Regions from separate parts of the Mus musculus genome. Here region 2 is linked to region 1. The links are chromatin loops, found by intact Hi-C in ENCODE. Cell type or tissue: heart. All regions are shown on one strand. Region 1 overlaps Cers6 (ceramide synthase 6). Region 2 overlaps Cers6 (ceramide synthase 6).

Region 1 (2,500 bases):
GTTTTATGTATTCCTGGCATAGCTGGCTTATTCTGGTTTCTACACAAAATGGGCACTTGGCCAACACCAGACCTGTATAGTAGCTGGCTCAGGTGTTATTACGGAGCCGTTTCCCTTGCTGCTTTCTGCCATTAGACACTGTAGCTCCAGGCTACCCCTTCGCCTCCCTGACTGGCCCCACAGGTCTCCAGCAGCTCCATACACTCCTATCATGAGGACCTTCTCTTTTAACCATTGGTGATTTATGGTATGTACTGGCTGCCAGACACACTCTCCACCTTCTGTGTGTGGAGGAATTAACTCAGATGTCTGAAACCATCCTTTCTTCATCTTGGGATAGACTTGTTAAAGCCCTGTGGGCAGTGGAGACTGAGAGCGGCTTTGGGAAGCTGGCTATGTGTGAGGTCCTTAAAGGGGATTATTCCCTCCCATTAAATCACAGCAAGCCAAATGGTCATTCTAAACAAAGACCAGGACTTATAAATGCTAAGTGAAAGTTTCTTTCTCTGCCCTTGGAGTGGGAGTCTTAAACAGTTTATAAATCATTTCTCTCCTCAGCATTCACAAGCCATTTGTTGTTTTTGTTTGTTTTGAGACAGGGAAAGTTGGGCTCAGATGTGCTGCCTGAGCCTGCCTCCTGGGTGCGAAGGTTACAAGTTAGAGCCATCATGCTCACATTTAGAGATGAATTTTTTACTGGGTTGTTTTATCAATCTTTTTAAAATAATCTTGATATCCAAGAGTCATCTTCCTTTTTCAGCATTTTTTTCTACCAAGAGTCTAGAACAGTCCCCTAAAAGTGAGAGGAGAGCCTTTCAACCCTTCTGTGTATTGAGAAAGAATATGATGACTTGTTCATTTCCAAAGTTGGGACTTCCTGCTCAGTGGGGGACACTGCTATTAAAAGAAGGGCAAAGACACAGTGGTGAGTTAAATATACAAAAAAAAAAAAAAATGGAAACTTACTGGAGAATTTTTCCTTACTTTTTTCTTATACTTTCCTTTCATTTAAAAAAAAGAAAAAAGGAAGTTAGCTAAGACACCGTCAAAACTTGTCAAGCATTTTCAGTCCCCAACACTAGTAGGCCTTACTGTCCTCAAGGCTTACAGTCTCCTCCAGTTCTGTGCTCTGGCCACCTGTTCCGAGTGAGCATTCCTCTGCACATCTGCATTTTCCAAGGCAGGCTAATAAATACTCTGTTCCATTCAGAACAGCTTGCTTATGTCTAAACTGTGTGTCCCTTTTAACGAAGCTGCTGTTTGGCTCAAAGGCCTGGGCCTTCGGCCAATGGCCCTGCTCATGCTCAGGCCTCCTTGGAGCAGCTCCAGAGAGCCTGGCTCATAGAATCTGCCTGATGCTTTCCCTTGTTCTGGAAGGAGCACTACATCTTGTCAAACAGTCTTGACAGAGAGAGATATAGTGATGAAATCTAGCAAGAGGAAAACTTGGTGACTGGCATGTCTCCTCCCTTGTAACTTTTTATAGAAACTTTCTTGTGTCCAGTACTGTAGGGCTTTAGCTCTCTTACAGAGCCTACCCGTGTTCCAGACCTTTCCTTTAGAGTAAAAGGAAATACATCCTTTAATCCCCCATAAGGACCCAGTGGGCCATAGATTGAGTTTAAAATAATATACACTAAATACACCATGTTCAGTAGATAGAAATGAGACCAGCACTGGTGCATAATAACCAAAATTTGACCAAATCTAAGTCAAGAACTAAAACTAAACTAGTGTTCGTAGATTTAAGTATTCCTAATCAATCAAAATTAATGTGGTAATCATAAAAAAGGAGTAAGCGAATGTGAGCACCTCTTTCGTTTCCCAAATAAGAACACTTGAAAAGCAGCTACCATGAATCATAGGAGGAAACCCTATTTTAGCATAATAAGAAAACCCCATCTTATACTAATGGATGATCCCTTAAATTCACCATTATGAGAAAGCATTAAGGAAGGCATCACTTAGAATGACAGTCAAGGTCTCTGGGGCCGCTTCCTTACCTGTCCAGCACACTCCCCAGTGTGACCTTGAAGTGGTTACTTTGCCTTTCTGTGTGTTGGTTTTCTGAGCAAAGAAAGGCGATCTCAGGCCTGCCCTGAGGGAATGTCACCAGACCTGGACTGGTTCCTGGCGCACCAGCAAGGCGCAGTTCACGTTAGCTTTCCTGTGGCCACCTGTGTTGTGAGTCCCAGCACTTCAGGTTGTCTAGAACTGTATGACTCATCTACCCCCACCAAACACACACAGCTGAGACCAGTAGACTCGTAACATAATTGATTTCTATTGCTCCTGCACTATTTAATTGCTGTGGTGAAACCCTCCAAAGGGTTCACTTTCCTTCTATGGTGATTGGTAAAATTTGAGATGGTTCTGCCTTCAGCCTAAAGCCCCTAAATGATTGACAAGCAGACTCCTTCCTTTACACCATCTCCCAACAGAAGCATGCCATTGGTAAGAAACAATCATTTTGTCTAAACCACTGAGATTTTGGGGGAGG
Region 2 (2,500 bases), 46 kb after region 1:
TACACCAGCAGTGGAGAAGTCCAAGTGTGGGAGGGCTGCCCTGTAGAAAGGGAGAAACCACACACACACACCCTTCAGTCCTGTTGAAGTATTGAATGGCCAGTCTTGTCAAGATATAGTTTAGGCCTTGAGTTGTTATTCCCCTTTCAGAGTGTCTTTTCTGGCATGTGGCACTCTTTGGGACCAAGTCCTGACTTCTGTGTCTGGAGAAGAAATCGTGGCAGTCTTTGAATGTTCATTGTGGGCCTAATGATCTTGCAGAGAATGCTGTCCACAGCGAGGAGCCATAGTTTTGCCCTTGGGTGAATTGGCATCCAGTACTGGGGCATAACTCAGCAATAGAGTCCCCACTTGGCATGTAGGAAGTCCTGGTTCAACCAGCACTAAAAATCAAATCTACCTGTAACACATTTGTACGGTAAGACTTCCTGGACTGTCTTCTATCACTTACGTCACGGGAGTACTTGAAAAACATGATAGGTGGTACTGAATATGTGAATGTCTATATAAGTATGTGCTATAAAGATAAAAAATATAAATTCGTGCTTTGAAGTCACAACATGAATGAAATATATACCATATATACAAATACATTTCATCATATTATAAGTATTTCATTCATCTGTCGGGCGTGGTTCTTCAAGATCATATGTCAGTGGCAATTTCTCATGAGTACTCCAGAATAGTGAACTGAAGAGAGAAAGCAGAGTGCTTTAAGTGGTATTGGTATTCTAGATGCAAATGAAAATCTCCTTGTTTTATTAAAAAAAGATTGCTCTATGGGTTCTTTGCTCAACAACAAAAAACAATGTTATAAACTCTTCTGCAGAAATATGTGCATTCTGCCAGCATATTTATTCTATGTTTCAATCAAAACCAAATTTAAAAAAGTGTCCATAACAGATAAGATTGGGCAAAAGTCACTATAAAGCCAAGTAGATTCTATTCTTAGGATTCATTAAAATCTACTAAAATAACCTCAGTCAAGCTCTGAGGGGTCAGTGGGGCATCTGCTTTTCTCTAGGGAATTGGGTGGGCTCCTTGCAAGCATCTGTGTCCAGGCAGAGCCATGTAGCAAGAATGAGTCTCACATAAAGACCCTTCATCTCCCAGTGGTTAGTGGAACTTGGAGAAAGAAGGGTCAAGTGTGGTCTGTGCTGGGTTTGGCCGAATAATCCCGTGTGAGCATGCTCTGTGTGCTCCTAGTGTGCCATCTAGTGGTTAAGTGAGCCTTGCCTTAATGAGAAAAAAATAAAATAAAAGGTCTTTGCTTCTCCCTTGTCTCCCTGTACTGTCACCGAGATTTTATTGGGGAAAGAACTATTATTTGGGAAAGAAAAATATCATTTTCTCAGCCTCAATACATTGAACAGAGACTATGTGGGGAAAACCCCATTGTACTGCCACAGTAATTAAACAGACCAGACATTGCAAGTTGATGGTGTTCATTATGTTCATTTTGCATGACACAGAGAAATTTCTCCCACTGCATTTTATAGATGTAGGATTCACATTTATTGTGTGATGCACAGACCTTGAGGATACAGCTTGCCCTGATAGACACATTTCTCAATTTTATGTATTTAGATCCCATGCAATCACTACCCACACGAGGACATGAAGGTTTCCAGTTTCCCATCTGCCTCGTTCCTCCCTGCCCTAGTCAATCCTCCCTGAGAGGCATCCGTTCTCCTGGAATCTTGTCACCAGGGGGGTTTAGTGGCATCTTCACAGTACATATTTCTGGGTCTTATCTTTCAGAAAGAGTAAGATCCTGACATCATCCTTTAATAACTTGTCCCAAAAAGGGAAGTTTGCTCAGAACAGTCTAGGTTTGCTATTTTTCAGAATCCAGGTGTCAGTGACGTTAGCTGTTCTTTGGTGACTTTCCTTACCAAGCTCCTGTGGTGATGACTGGATGGATGGATGATTGATAGATAGATAGATAGATAGATAGATAGATAGATAGATAGATAGATAGATAACAGATAATAGATAGATAGATAGATAGATAGATAGATAGATAGATAGATAGATAGATAGTATTTTCCCAGATATATAGGTAGATAGATAGATAGAGAGAGAGAGAGAGAGAGAGAGAGAGAGAGAGAGAGAGGGAGAGAGAGAGAATTTTCCCAAGGGACTCTGTGAGCATCCAAGTCAATTTTCAAAGAAGTCGCATTATTTTTGAGTGGCATCTCTGAGACATCTGTCATAGAAGAGCTGATGCATTCATTTCTGAAATGAATGTGAGTATCATGTCACCAGCCAGTGCTCTGACACCCTGCTCAAATTAAGCCATGTGCAGCACTGGTTCTGAAACCCTAATGGTGAGACAGGCTCCCAGCCTACAACCAGTAGAATGCTACTTCGTGCTGTGCAGAACGATACAGTTGATGTGTCTGTATAGTGTGTATGTTAAGAAGCAGAGCTATAGTAAAGGTTTTGTAATTATCCCAGACATTGCTCGAGCTTATTTACTTGGTTACTAGATAAACAA

Evidence for each region. Hi-C counts contacts between places; a loop is a spot of excess contacts. Peaks named below come from ENCODE experiments on the same cell type or tissue, not always from the same donor. Only the 100,000 strongest peaks of a DNase experiment are listed, where the experiment ranks them.
Region 2: a loop joins it to region 1, with 2.0 times the contacts of the local background. A loop is called at or near these places in 2 of 42 quality-filtered maps.

What each region holds. Positions count from the first base shown.
Region 1 is chr2:69,053,245-69,055,744 of GRCm38, forward strand. The region is part of intron 6 of Cers6 (ceramide synthase 6); the gene reads left to right. Among named protein-coding and RNA genes, the nearest start is that of Gm39840, 76 kb to the right of the region's middle. In heart, no CTCF peak of the experiment used is centred here; a DNase peak (open chromatin) is centred at 1,277.
Region 2 is chr2:69,099,729-69,102,228 of GRCm38, forward strand. The region is part of intron 8 of Cers6 (ceramide synthase 6); the gene reads left to right. Among named protein-coding and RNA genes, the nearest start is that of Gm39840, 29 kb to the right of the region's middle. In heart, a CTCF peak has its summit at 1,223 (motif pointing left); no DNase peak of the experiment used is centred here.